Regions from separate parts of the Homo sapiens genome. Here regions 2, 3, 4 and 5 are each linked to region 1. A link is a contact called in ENCODE Hi-C or POLR2A ChIA-PET data. All regions are on one chromosome and are shown on one strand. Each heading gives the region's core, a stretch centred on a gene start or an enhancer-like site at or near the end of the contact. The rest is flanking DNA. Distances are from core to core; before and after follow the strand shown.

Region 1 (2,807 bases), core at 3-2,502:
TGGGATTACAAGCATGCACCATCACGCCAGACTAATTTTTGTATTTTTAGTAGTGATGGGGTTTCGTCATGTTGGCCAGGCTGGTCTCGAACTCCTGACCTCAAGTGATCCGTCCGCCTTGGCCTCCTAAAATGGTGCGATTACAGGCGTGAGCCACCACACCCGGCCAAATATGAGAACGTTAATGAGATTCAGCTCAATGGCTCCCAACATCTACTGGAAAGAAAGCAGATTGGTATTAGGACATTCAGACACATTTCAGATGAAGTAAAACATACTCTAAAACCAGTAACCTTAGGAAAGAAAAAAGCCAACTAGCCTAAACATTGAGTTTTAGATGTGAAAGAATTTTTTTCCTCCTCATTAGAGTCCTTTTGAGGAATAGCAGGACCAGGGAGGGAGAAAAAAATCATGAGTTATCAGGCCTTTCCTTGAAGCACGGAATGCCTCCTTACACAATACCCTCCACGCCTTCCCTGTTCACACACTTTAACACATGGAGGTAGGAGAGAGGCTGGAATCTGGGTATGAGTTCACAGCAGGTTCCTGGGGTCAGAGCTCTGGGAAAGACGAGGTTCTGAGACAGGTAGCTCGCTCTCAGAGCTCACAAAGAAATAACCTCCCAGGCGTTTCCAATCTCACAGCAAGTCAATGCCTTCTTGCTGGAAAACTTGATGTAGAGTTCAGTATCCAACTTCCCTCTTGCAGACATTTTTTGTGTGTGTCAGCCGCAAGCAGCTGTGAGGAGGGAGGAGAGAAGCAGCAGCCGGGAACCTACAGCCAAGACTCAAAGTGACACCGCAGTGCCACCGCAATCAACGTACATGAAAAGGACAAGCACCTCATATCCCCGTCACGCAAGCACAGCCACTCACTCACCTGTCACAGCCTCACAACCGCACCCACCGTCAAGGAGGCACATCCCAGCCTCTCACACGCAGTTTCTCTGTCACACACTCTCAAACATTCCCCATCTGACATATACAACATTCTCTCACGTGCGCACTCAAATACCCTCCTCTGCTGTTCATGCACCCACGGGCCTGAGATTCCGATAACAACTGGCCGTCCACACTAGAGGCTTCCACGGTTAAAGGGCTTCCTCCACCACCCCGGCTGGTTTAGGTTGGGCTCCAACGTAACTTGATTGCCCAGAGCCCTCCCTGCGAGTACTCTGTGCCTGTTATATACTGAAATGAGTTCAACCCACCTTGCAAAAGAACCACGCGAAAACGGAAGGGAAGCCATAGATTGGGTGTTCCCGTTGCCCTCTGGGAAATGTAGTTTAAGCCTAAAGCTCCATGACCGCGGTGGCTTGTGGGAAAAGTGGCTCGGAACCCCAAATCCCGGTTAGATTGCAGGCACCGCCGGACGCTGGCTCCCGGAGGTTTTAGTTTTCCCTCTACCAGGAGTGTGAAGACACAGAGACTTATTGCGCTGGCGAAGATGGCTGAGGCGAAGGCGTGTCCGACTTGTCCTCGGAGTTCTGAGGGTTTCAGTGACCCCAGAAGGCTGAGAAGTGGAATCCGAACTCGAGGCTGCCCGAAGCCTCGGGCTGTTTGAGTGTAGAGCCGGTAGGGGAGGGCTTTCAAAGTGTGGCCGCGAGGGCGAGCGTGGGGGATCGGTTATGAGCTCCCGAGGGCGGGGACTCTGCTCTGTGTCCCCTGAGGAAGTCCAGTCTTGTTATAAGGTATGAGAAAAGTAACTTTTTAAAAATGGACAAATAATAATTGTATGTTTTATATACTGATAGGGTACAATATGCTGTTTTGATCTATGTTTACAATGCGAAATGATTAAATCAAGCTAATTAAATCCATCACCTCACTTTTTTGTGGTGAAAACATTTAAAATCTACTTTTAGCAATTTTGAAACATGCAACACATTATTTATGTAGTTGCTATTCTATGCAATCGATTAACAAAGTTTATTTCTCCTGACTAACTGAAATTTTGTACTGTTTTAATTAACATCTCCCTTTTCCCCATTTTTCAGTCTCTGGTAAACACCATTCTTTGCCTCTTAAGAGTTAGACTTTTTTAGATTCCACAAATACCACTTATGTGGTATTTGGTATTTATCTTTCTGTTACTGGCTTCTCTCACTTAGCATAATGTCCTCCTGGTTTATCCATGTTGTCACAGATGACAGAATTTTCCTTGTTTTATTTTTATTTTTTATTTATTTTTTAAAAATCTATTTACTTATTATTATTTTTTGAAACGGAGTTTCGCTCTTGTCACCCAGGCTGGAGTGCAGTGGCACAGTCTCAGCTCACTGCAACCTCTGCCTCCCCTGTTCAAGCGATTCTTGTGTCTCAGCCTCCCAAGTAGCTGGGATTATAGGCATGCGCCACCACGTCGGCTAATTTTTGTATTTTTAGCAGTGACAGGGTTTCACCATGTTGATCTGGCTGGTCTCGAACTCCTGACCTCAGGTGATCCACCCACCTTGGCCTCACAAAATGCTGCATTTACAGGCGCGAGCCACTGTGCCCGGCCGATTTTCCTCTTCTTAAAAAGTGAATAGTATTCCTTTATATATACATATATATATGTGTATAAGGTTATATACATAATATATATAATATGTAACATTTTCTTTATCCACTTATAACATGCTGGACACCTAGGTTGCTTCCGTATCCAATGCAGAATAATGCTGCAGTGAATGGTAGTGCAGTTATCTCTTCAGCATGCTGATTTCAATTCCTTTAGCTATACACCCACCGGTGGGGTTGCTGGAACATATAGTAATTCTATTTTTAGTTTCTGATGAATCTCCATATTATTTTCCATCATGGCTG
Region 2 (2,726 bases), core at 19-2,518, 6.3 Mb after region 1:
ACGTTTACATAGTGCGTGGGGAAGGCTGGTCGCCCCACCCTAATCTTCTTATGCAAATAGGCTTCCCAGTTGATTGGCCCATCTTGCCAGCTTCTTACTGTGCACGTGGCTGACAAAGAGAAGGGAAGATGGAGCCGCCATCTTTAACATGATTGGCACAACTGCTGGTATCTATGTCTGCGGCAGCTGGATTTTACAGGCTGCTCTTCCTTAGGAAGGGAAATAATTTGGGGCTGCTTTTCATTAAAAAGAAAAGCCTTACCGAGGGCTCCCATACCCTATCTGCCTAAGTGATGGCTTCTTAACTCGTATATATTAACAACACTGTATTCGTACTAGATGCCATTGCCATTGAATTATGTGCCTTAAAATAATTTTGTTTTGTGAATTACACCTCAAAAATATTTTTTAAATAATAAAACGACCACGTTAAAAACGTTTTGCATAGCGAAAAACAAGTCAAAGGAAAAAAGCTTTTTGGTTGAGCAATATTTGATACAATGTTAATATGAGTATGTAAATAATACTTAACGGAGGGGAAAAAACTAAACACTCAATAGAAATGTGGGCAAACTATTTGACCAATTCACAAAGACTATAATAGTGGCAACGGAAAATATGCACGGATGTTCCACTTTATTTACAAAAGAACAAATACAAATTAAAACTACATTTAGAAACCATTTCTTACCATTAGATTAGCAAAACTTAACTCCTCGAAGACTGTGTCTTCTCGCTTGTTCCCTTTCCAATAACACTCCTGTTATCATTGGAGGCGTTTAGACTTCAGAAATTCCTGTCTATTCAGTATTTTCTGTCCTGGACCAGGGAGAGAGAAGGACGACTCTCAGGATAACAGTTCACATTCCCCACTAGGCAGGCGCTCGTGGCTTTGGGATTCGTTCCCAGTGGGCACCTCGGAGTGGCAACGCTTCCCCCTGAAGAATGAGATTTTGAGCGTTTTTCCTTCAGCATTCGGAGGAGTGTAATCCAAATGCTCTGTGGAGTCGTACACACTGGCTCCAGAAGGAGGATACAAGCAATTCTGGGAATGGTAGTCCAGACGCTCAGTGGAGTAGCGGTCAGCTTGGCTCCGGCAGGCGAATCAGGGGATTTCTGGGAAATGTAGTCCAGACGCTCAGTGGAGTCTCGGTCAATTTGACTCCGGCAGGTGGATCCCAGGGAATTCTGGGAAGTGTAGTCCAGACGCTCGGGGTCGTCGCGGTCAGTTTGTCTCAGGAATTCTGGGAAGTGGAGTCCAGACACTCAGTGGAGTAGCGGGCCACTTCCGCTCCGTTACTGTGAGGTTGCTGCAGTTTTGTCCCTGGTAGTTTGGGTCAGTTCCGCGAGACCCTTCTGAATTTCCTGGACCTACGCATTGGATCCTTAACGAACTGGTGATCGAATTAGGGGAAAAGAAACCTCGTCGGAGAGCAGAGGTTTGGCGGAGCGGGGCCGCTGTTTTCGTTCTCGTCAGTGGAGCCTTCTTGGGCTTGGGGCTCTCCTCGCGTCCCCGGGGTGTTTGGGACTTGGTCGGGTCGCGTCTCGCCTGGTTTTAGGGTCTCCGGGGCTCTGAGCTCGCCCACTCGGCCTCCCTGCACCCCACGCGCGTGGCCACTTCCTCGCGATAAAACGCTGGGATGTTACTTAATCTCCTTGGGTCTCCCGTTACAGTTCTTTAAGATGGGGAGTTTAGGACCATCCTAATAGAATCGTTTTGGGAACTGAAAGCGGTAACACAAATGAGAGCCTTAAAGCAGCCCCTGTCACTTGGTGACTGGTGGTCTCTTGTTAATTTCCCACGAAGCCTGTCAGGTCCCCGGGTGGGGTGAAACTCCAGCTGCAGGGGCACCGGCCCTTCTCCCTGATTCCTGCAAGACGCTGGGTGATCCCGGACGCCTTCTGACCTCTCTTTTAGGAAGGCGAGGGTTGCATCCACTTCCAGGAGGGGAGAGGAGCATTTAACTTTTATGGGGCACGGCGACCACGGTCAGAGTGTTTCACAGCCTTCTCCTTACCCAGCCCGACCTTTCCAAAAGAGCTGCAGGGAGGGACTTCTTGGCTTCTGAGGGCAAAGCTCTACGTGAGTGATCCTTGGCTTTTTTCTTTGACAGAGATGCTCACCCCAACCGAGAGTGTATAGGATGTGTCTTCGGGCATGGGTGTTGCTTTCAGTTGTCATGTTTTTCTAGTCTTTAATCTTGAAAGATAGCATAGCTTTCATCGTTTTTTCTTGGTATTTTATCCTTGTTATTTTTGAAGAGTATAGATGAAGTTATTTTGGTCAAAGATGTTCATTTGGAGTTTTTCTGATGTATTTCACGTTTAACTTCAAAATATGCATTTTTTGCTGGAATACCACAGAAGTGGTAAATCTCTCTCTCTCTTTTTTTTTCTTGAGACGGAGTTTCGCTCTTGTCGCCCAGGCTGTAGTGCATGGCACGATCTCAGCTCATTGCAACATCCACCTCCTGGGTTCAAGCTATTCTCCTGCCTCAGCCTCCCAAGTAGCTGGGATTACAGGTGCCTGCCACCACATCCGGCTAATTTTTGTATTTTTAGTAGAGAAGGGATTTCACCATGTTGGCCAGGCTGGTCTCAGACTCCTGACCTCAGGTGATTCAACCGCCTTGGCCTCCCAAAGTGTGGGATTACAGGCATGAGCCACCGTGCCCAGCCTGAAGTGGTAAATTTCTTATTGCAACATAACAGGGGCCATATGTCAG
Region 3 (2,700 bases), core at 108-2,607, 5.4 Mb before region 1:
CAACCAGGCTGAAACAAGACAAATGCCATCTGAAAAAACAGCTGACATTTGTTTCTATCAAAGCCATCCAGCAGATACCTCAACATCTTTCCACAGAACGTGTGCTCTTTACTAACAACCGACACACAAAGGAGGACGATCTCCAACAGAGGTGACTAGGAAAGGCTTCCTGGATGGCGTAATTTAGTGTTGGAGTCAGACCAATGAGCCGCCTTTTCACGGGTGGAGGTCCCAGATGGCCATCCCTTTAACAAAAATCAATTAACATGTAAATTATGTACTGACAAATACAACGTTTGATGGGCCCGCTGCAGTGGCTAAAGCCTGTAATCCCAACATTTTGAGAAGCTGAGGCAGGAGGCCTGCTTGAACTCAGGAGTTTTAGACCAGACTGGTCAACACAACGAGACCCCATCACTATAAAAATTAAAATGAATCTCAGCTACTCAGGAGGCTGAGGAAGCAGGGTCACTTGGGCACAGGGGACTAAGGTTGCAGTGAGCTACGATCACACCACTGCACTCCAGCCTGGACGACAAAGCAAGACCCCCATCTCTACGAAAAATTTAAAAATTAGCTGGGCATAGTAGTGCGAGCCTGTGGTCCCAGCTACTCCGGAGGCTGAGGCGGGAGGATCGCTTGCGCCCAGGAGGCCGAGGTTGCAGTGAGCCGTGATAGCACCACTGCACTCCAGCCTGGGCGACAGACTGAGAGCCTCACCTGTAAAAAATAATTTTAAAAAAGGTTCCACCTAGTGTTTTCCGTGGTGTGACTAAGAAAAGTATCTAGAAATAAAGCACAGTCAGTACCTGCTCTCAAAAAACGGCTGCCAATCTAGTTTGGAGACAGAAAAATATACCCGACTGAGAACACAGAGGAGCCTGTTTTCGGAAGAGGGGCGTCTTTGGAGACGCAAAATCCTCTCCGCGGGACGCTGACGGGCAGTCGGTAAAGGACTTCCAAGCACTGGTCAGTGACAATCGGGCGCTGGGGCTTTGCCAAGGCCCGGAGGCGGCGCGCCAAACCGGGCAATGCGGGAAGCGGGGCAGGCCCGAGTGGCCCTACTGCTGCCGTCCCTACTGATCCCTGCGCATCCGCCACAGAGCAGGGAACGGCAGAAAGGAGGAAGGAGGGGGAGTTCCGTAAATCAGGCCCTCAGGGGCTCCCAGGCCCGCACCCCTCTCAAGCCCCGGGGACCACCGCGGAGCCGCTGCTCCGGGCCGTGCGGCTCGAGGCGAACCTGCCTCAGAGCCGCCGGGCCCTCCTATCCCGAGCCGTATCTCTAGCTCCGGCCTGAGGTGGCCGGCGACTGCGTGCGCAAACACAAGATCCGCACCCCACTCCCCGCCACTGCAGCTCCGCGGCCGCGCTCAGAGTCTCCGGAACAGACCGGACTCAATGCGGACCAGGCAAGCGGAAGTGTGCCGCTTCCTTCCGGCCAGCGCAGCACGAGACGAGGCGGGGAACCGCGGGAGGAGGCGGGGCCTAGTGTTGACGAACAGCTCCCGGGGCCTATGGGCGCGGGGGCAGCCGCCCGGCCTCTCCGGCGCGCCCCCTCCCCGGGGCTGTTGACGCCCCCCAGCCCCTCATTTCCACAAAGCTCCGCGGCGGTTCTGCCCTCCTTGTACCCGCGGCGCGCTGCGGCCCGTGGCGCGGCCCCGTTCCCGCCTAGCCCCGTCGGCCTCCTTCCCCTCCCGGAGCCGCGCGTGAGGACGGCTGAGGCCGCAGGTCTGTGGCGGCGCGCCGGGACGCGCGGGCGAGGGTCTACCGAGAGGGCGGGCGGGCGCCGGCGGAACCCTCGGCTACAGCCCCGAGCCCCTGGGGCCGCCCCTCCCCGCCGCGTGGCGCAGTCGGGGGGCGCGGCCGCGGCGTCGGGGCGTCGGGAGGGGCGGAGCGCGGGAGTGTCTGCCGGGACGCGGGCCGGGCTGGGCTCCGGAAGGACCAAGTTTGCGGAGCGGCTTCTGCTCGTCGGCCGTGCGGCGAGGCAGGGCCTGGGCTGCGACCCCGGCGGCCGCTCGCGGTCTTGGGAGAGCTGGGGCGCGTGCCTGAACTTCCCGGCTGCCCCTGTCCTTGGAGACCTACCTGATGGGGACGCCAGGTGTGCAGGGGCGTGGCGCGTAGGTAAGCGGACCCGGTGCCTGCCTCGTCCAGGGGATGCTCACTAGAGCGCTAGGCTTTTTTATTTTTATTTTTTAGAGACAGGGGTCTCGCTGTCTCGCCCAGGCTGGAGTGCAGTGGCGTTATCACGGCTCACTGCAACCTCGAACTCTTGGGCTCAAGCGATTCTCCCACCTCAGCCTCTGGAGTAGCTGGGACCACAGGCATGCACCACCGAGCCTGGCTATTTTATTGTATAGATAGGGTCTCGCTCTGTTCCCCAGGCTGGTCTCAAACTCATGGTCTGAAGTCATCCTCCTGCCTCAACCTCCCAAAGCGCTGGGATTACATGAGCCGCCTCGCCCGGCTAGCGCTAGTCGTCCTTATTAATAAAGAATCGCTTCTGGTCCCTTTTCAGTTGTTTACAATGGCATTCCTTTTGATCTGATGGAGGAACTTTTTTTCTTAGTTCATGGGACTGTTGCAGTGCCTGACACATAATTGGTACTTAAATATGTGTTGGTTTTCTGCCTTAACATATTAGAATATATGAATTGTTTAAAAAAGTCCTCTCACACTTAGGGAGGACTCTAGGATGAGGTC
Region 4 (2,700 bases), core at 107-2,606, 6.2 Mb after region 1:
CCTTGCTTTCAAAATCTTCTACAGTAAAATTCCAACCTCCCTCCCCAACTTGATCTCAAATGGCTCCTCTGCAGCCAGTTTCCTATGATTATTTATATGGATCATTTATCTATTTTATTTCCTAATTCTAAATTGGGATTTCAAACTGTGAGACCAAGGGTATTCAGATGTAAGGAACCCAAGTCTAGGACACAAATCCCACTGTTCTTACTAGCACTGTGATATAGGAAAGTAAATTAGGCTCTCTCCATTTCCTCATCTGTATAATTGGTGTAATAACAGTACCCATATCACAATACCCACATCACCTTTGTAAGGTGAACAGAACCCACAACACAAGGCCTTTGTGAAGGTTCAGTGTGTTAGTTTTTATAAAGCCCTCAGAGTGATACTCAGCACCCAATGTTTAACTAGTGTGACTAATATTCATGTCACATTTTCTCCAATTATACAATAACGGAACACTTCTGTAGCAGAAACATTTGCAAGGAATGAAATACCTTCTCGCACTCGGAACAGAAGAGGAAGGTGAATGCTAGGTCCTGTCACAGTGGGGCTCTGCTGCCAGAAGCCAGGATGCTCTCCTTCCTCCTCTCCCGCAGCATTCTTTCAGAAGTCAGGGCAGGGGAAGGAAAGGAGGCTGGGAGATTGCACGATCTTGTCTGAGATCCTGGAAAATCCACAGAGGATAACTCCAGACGCCACCTGTTGAGTGATGCACTCTTTCTTAAAAAACGGGTCAGGCATAGTCCAAGAACAGCCTCCTTTCCTGCAGGAATCAGAAAGAAGAGCCAGGCGCTTGCTGAAAAATGAATATTTTTTATTATGATAGTTTTAATATTAACGGCCGACATGTTGCCACATTCCTGTACTATTCCATACACATTTTACTTGTACTATATTACTAATTGTCAAAACAAATATATAAGGTTAATATTTCCTTTTGCAGAAGAGGAAACTAAGACCAGAAACTAAGCACCGAAAGATTAAGTTCTCACCCAACGTTACACCGCTAGGAAGCTACAGAGCTGTGGGAGGTGGGGGAAGGCGGGTCGGGCCGCTGAGAGCCCAGGAGATCCTCAGACGCCTCCCCATTCAGGTCCACTTCCAACCAGGGGACTCCCGAACCGCCCCGAACGCAGCAGCTCCGGATACAGTAAGGCAATCAGCTGCCCAGCCATTCAACTCCGCCCTCCGCTGCTCGCCGCAGCGTCTTTTCCTGCTGACCGAAGTGCGAGCCCTGCTGATCCTACGACCAAACCATAAAAGTTAAAACAGGTCGCGGGGTCCCAGGACTCACTCACTTCCACGAGAGGAATGAAGGCCGCGCTCTCAACCTCTTGCCGCGGAAGTGCCCGGGAGAGCAGGGAGCTCTGGAACTACATTTCCCAGCATCCCCGGGAGGAACGGAAGCCGCTGCCCCGCCCCCTGGGCGGAAGTGCGGGCTTCGACTCCCACGGCCGAATCTTATTTCTCAGAATCCCCAAGGGGAGCGGGCTTCGTGTTCTCGTCCTCAAATAGTCGAAGTACCACCGAACCCACTGAGCACTGGGGTATAGGTTCCTATTTCCCCAGGGGAGCAAATAACAAAGCCGCGCTTTCCCAGAGCTGAAGTGCCCCCAAAAGTCTGGACCACACGTCCCAGAATCCTCTGTAGGGCTGAGCTTCCCGCCAGCCTGCAATTTTCCTTTTGAATTAGCGGGGGGAGTCTAAGTCATTGCTTGTAGAGCTCAGCCTGCTTTTTCCTTTTGCCATTGTTCCCTTTTATACGTGACAGAAGTTGCGAATATGAAAAAAAAAAAGGAAAATACAAAGGAATGCTATGTGTGAGCTAAAAACAGAGGTAATAAAAGAGGTGGCCAGAGCCGCCCAGAGCAACAAGCCTTTTATAATATGGGTATGGATTCATCTGTGATTAAAAATGCTCAAAAAAGGAGATGCAATCATCCAGCAGGACATGAAACAAAAGCAGCAAAATTCTCCACTTTTCTTGCGCTTAGTTTTCTTTCATTCGCAGGATACTGAAGAAAGTATTATAGTATTGAATAGGCTCTATCCTATATAAAATCTTGAAAACATTCAGTTCAGATTAAGGAATCACATCACTTCTTGCTCTCAGAATCAGGAATCTGTAAAGGTGTCTTATGATTTGCCAAAGTGTCTATGAATATTCAGTAAGGAGAGGGAGGTGAAGTGAGGGATTAAGACATGAAGTGCAAAAAATACAGAAAGCTATACTATTCACTTTTCTCCTAGGTAGAAACTAAATATTTTTCCAAGTTTATTATGAAAGGGTAAAGAAGAAAAAATGGAAGTTGACTACATAGGAGTAGCTGTAAACATCTGAACAATGTTCAATTTAGGCTGAGGCAGGAGACCAGCAGGGCGTGATTCCAAGATCAGATAAGAAACCTGCTGAAACCAGCAAGTGATGGAAAGCAACCTGTAAGTTCCCTTTGCTACCTATCAGTATAAGACACTCCCACCAGCGCCGTGACGGTTTATAAATGCCATGGCAACACCTGGAAGTTACCAACCCCTTTTCTAGAGATTTCCGAGTAACTCACCCCTTAATTTGCATGTAATGAAAAGTTGGTATAAATATACCCAGCCAACAGCCCATATGCTGCTACTCTGGGCACACTGCCTGTGGGCTAGTCTTGGTCTGCAAGGAACAGTCACTGAGCTTTTAACACTGTT
Region 5 (2,755 bases), core at 224-2,723, 6.4 Mb after region 1:
TGAGAACTCTATCAGGAGAACAGCACTAGAGGGATGGTGCTAAACCATTAGAAACCTCCCCGGTGATCCAATCGCCTCCCACCAGGCCCCAACTCCAACACTGGGGATTACATTTCAACATGAGATTTGGGTGGGGACACAGATCTAAACCATATCAATAGGCCAATGTATGTTTATGGGGAGAAAAAAATCTGGTTATCTTTTTTTTTTTTTTTTTTTCCGTGACAGAGTCTTGCTCTGTCGCCCAGGCTGGAGTGCAGTGGCATGATCTCGGCTCACTGCAACCTCTGCCTCTCAGGTTCAAGCGATTCTCCTACCTCAGTCTCCCGAGTAGCTGGAATTACAGGCACGCACCACCATGCCCGGCTAATTTTTGTATTCTTAGTAGATATGGGTTTTCACCATGTTCTCCTGGCTGGTCTCGAACTCTTGACCTCATGGTCCGCCCGCCTTGGCCTTCCCAAAGTGCTGGGATTACAGGCGTGAGCCACCGCACCCAGCCCCTGGTTATCTTGAAGAAAGATTTTAGATGGGTTTTTTTCTGATTTTGCTTTATTCTATTATTTATTTGTATCAACCAATGTAAGCCAGATTCCAAATTGCTAACTATAATGACGATATTTTAACCAAAAAATATAAAGGAAGAAAATAAAATATGTTCCTTCACGTATAGGATCCTCCTTAATGCTACTGCATTAAATAAATCATAGGCATTGGGTGTCTGACATCAATGCCAAGCGCTTCACCAGTTATACTTGCTTTGAAGTATTGGGCAATTTAAGAGCTTCTCTGAAATTTGGTGTTTTTACCTCTTCAGTAGACATAATACCATGAAAAGTGTAAACGAAAGAAGATAGCTTTTCCATGAGGACAGGGCTTCCCCACTGGCCCTCTCAAATGATGATTGTTTTTCCTGCCAAACCAGTGGTACCACAGCGTCTGGAGTAGGGGCTGGCACCTTCTTTGTTCTTCATTGCCTCTCCCAAACCATTGTACTTGCTCACTCTTCCAACTTTTAGTTTTGGCCTCATATTATCAGTTTATAGTAATCAATCATCAATCATCTACTGACCCCTAAAAAGTCATTCCCCATTTAGTCCTTGAAGATTGTATCTCCTCGCTTGTTCTCTTTCCAATAATCCTCCGTAGTCCTGGGAGGCGTTTAGACTTCAGGAATTGCTGTCTATTCAATATTTTCGCTCAAGGACTCAGGCAGAGGGAAGGACGACTCTCAGGGTCACAGTCCACATTCCCTACCAAGCGCTCAGCGATATAGGATTCGTTCCCCATGGGCAGTGCGGGAATCGTAGGCAAGGAGCACCGCGGAGTCCCATCGCTTTTCCCTGAAGGGTGAGATTCTGAACGTTTTTCCCTCAGCATTCTGAGTGTAATCCAAACGCTCAGTGGAGTCGTGGTCCATTTGACCCACGCAGGGGGATCCGGGGAATTCTGGGAAATGTAGTCCCGCCAATCAGTGGAGTCGCGGGCACTTCCGCTCCAGGGAAGAGGGGGCGATTGTCACGGCACATTCCACGGTAGTTTCTTCCAGTTCCGCGACTCGCGGGCCCCTCCTAATGTCAGGGACTTAAGATTGGGGCTCGCTGGGACCTGGTGGTCCGGTTATGGGAAAAGAAGCCTCGTGGGAGAGCAGAGGTTTGGTGGGGCGAGGGCGGCGGCTTTTGTTGTGTCAGCGGAGCCTTCTTGGGCTGGGGCTCCCCTCGTGTCCCGCGGCGGGAGGCGGGGGGCATTGGGACTTGGTTGGGTCGCGTCTCGCCTGGTTTGAGGGTTTCCGGGGCTCTGAGCTCGCCCACTCCGCCTCCCTGCACTCCAGGCGCGCAGTCACTTTTTTACAGTGCAAGGTTGGCGTGTTAATCTCCCTGGGCCTCTCCTTGCTGTTCTTTAAAATGGGGACGTTAGGACCATCTTTGTAGAATCGTTTTGGTAACTGGAATAGGTTACACAACACAAACAGTCCCTGTCACTTGGTGAGTGGTGGTTTCTTGTTACTTTCCCACGAAACCTGTTAGGTCCCCCGGTGGGGTCAGAGCTCCAGCAGCAGGGGCCTCAGCCCTTATCTCTGATCCCTGCAGGACGCTGGACGATCCCGGACGCCTTCTGACCTCTTTTTAGGCAGGCGAGGGTTGCGTCCACTTCCACGAAGGGAGGGGAGCATTTAACTTTTCTCAGGGACAGCGACCCAGTCAGGATGTTTCACAGCTTTCTCCTTCCCCAGCCTGAAAAAGGACTGCGCGGACTGACTTCTTGGCTACTGAAAGCAAAGCTCCACGTGAGTGTGACTTGTCATTTTTCTTTTACAGAGACTGTATCTTTGTAGCATGTGTAATAGGGCATGGGCATTTATAATAATTAAGCCTTAATTGCTAACTTCAATTCTAGGGGATTTATACAATTAGATACGTTTAAGCCGCAACGTGACTCTGTGGAGAGGTACTGGTCATCCAAGTAGTAAGAGGTGAAACTTGGGTTGGAACCTAGGCATTCAGGGTCAGAGCCCGAGTTGATCATCTCTTGGATATATTCTCATTGAGGCAGAGGAACTAGCTGTACTCAGGTGGGGAAAGTAAGTTAGAACTTGATTAAAGGACCTTAAGAGCAAGGCTAATTGCCTTGGAGTTTTCTCAGTTTTTAAAAACTGTCAACTATTTTGTTTCATTTATTACAAATATTTCACATTCTAATAGAACCGTATCACTGTGAAGCATTCAGAAATTACAGAAATACGAAGATACAAAAA

The links. A loop is a pair of places that touch in the nucleus more often than their neighbours do. ChIA-PET counts read pairs that join two places held with the same protein, here RNA polymerase II (POLR2A). Pooled maps may share reads with other maps.
Region 2: a loop to region 1 is called in a pooled map, with 10 times the contacts of the local background. The contact joins the promoter of ZNF225 here to the promoter of ZNF573 in region 1. A Hi-C loop is called at or near these places in 3 of 50 pooled maps.
Region 3: a pooled map shows a loop between it and region 1 (5-fold over the local background). The contact joins the promoter of DPY19L3-DT here to the promoter of ZNF573 in region 1. A Hi-C loop is called at or near these places in 1 of 50 pooled maps. POLR2A ChIA-PET finds 5 or more read pairs at or near these places in 2 of 52 experiments (Caco-2 and activated T-cell).
Region 4: a loop to region 1 is called in a pooled map, with 11 times the contacts of the local background. The contact joins the promoter of ZNF45 here to the promoter of ZNF573 in region 1. A Hi-C loop is called at or near these places in 5 of 50 pooled maps.
Region 5: a loop to region 1 is called in a pooled map, with 10 times the contacts of the local background. The contact joins the promoter of ZNF234 here to the promoter of ZNF573 in region 1. A Hi-C loop is called at or near these places in 2 of 50 pooled maps.

What each region holds. Positions count from the first base shown.
Region 1 is chr19:37,778,334-37,781,140 of GRCh38, forward strand. ZNF573 (zinc finger protein 573) reads right to left here and starts at 1,253. Exons shown (of 5, transcript NM_001172690.2): 1 at 1,211-1,253. RefSeq lists enhancers at 741-1,404, 1,196-1,490, 1,197-1,546, 1,405-2,067.
Region 2 is chr19:44,112,131-44,114,856 of GRCh38, forward strand. ZNF225 (zinc finger protein 225) reads left to right here and starts at 1,269. Exons shown (of 5, transcript NM_013362.4): 1 at 1,269-1,439. It overlaps ZNF225-AS1 (ZNF225 and ZNF224 antisense RNA 1), which reads right to left and starts at 1,053. Exons shown (of 2, transcript NR_033341.1): 1 at 692-1,053. RefSeq lists a silencer at 980-1,330 and an enhancer at 1,023-1,722.
Region 3 is chr19:32,404,182-32,406,881 of GRCh38, forward strand. DPY19L3-DT (DPY19L3 divergent transcript) reads right to left here and starts at 1,358. Exons shown (of 3, transcript NR_046201.1): 1 at 810-1,358. It overlaps DPY19L3 (dpy-19 like C-mannosyltransferase 3), which reads left to right and starts at 1,589. Exons shown (of 19, transcript NM_001172774.2): 1 at 1,589-1,728. RefSeq lists silencers at 1,141-1,190, 1,221-1,970.
Region 4 is chr19:43,933,926-43,936,625 of GRCh38, forward strand. It overlaps ZNF45 (zinc finger protein 45), which reads right to left and starts at 1,357. Exons shown (of 10, transcript NM_003425.4): 1 at 999-1,357; 2 at 501-769. It overlaps ZNF45-AS1 (ZNF45 antisense RNA 1), which reads left to right. Exons shown (of 3, transcript NR_184050.1): 3 at 1-1,889.
Region 5 is chr19:44,140,081-44,142,835 of GRCh38, forward strand. ZNF234 (zinc finger protein 234) reads left to right here and starts at 1,474. Exons shown (of 6, transcript NM_006630.3): 1 at 1,474-1,653; 2 at 2,234-2,287. RefSeq lists enhancers at 1,502-1,901, 1,656-2,246, 1,912-1,961.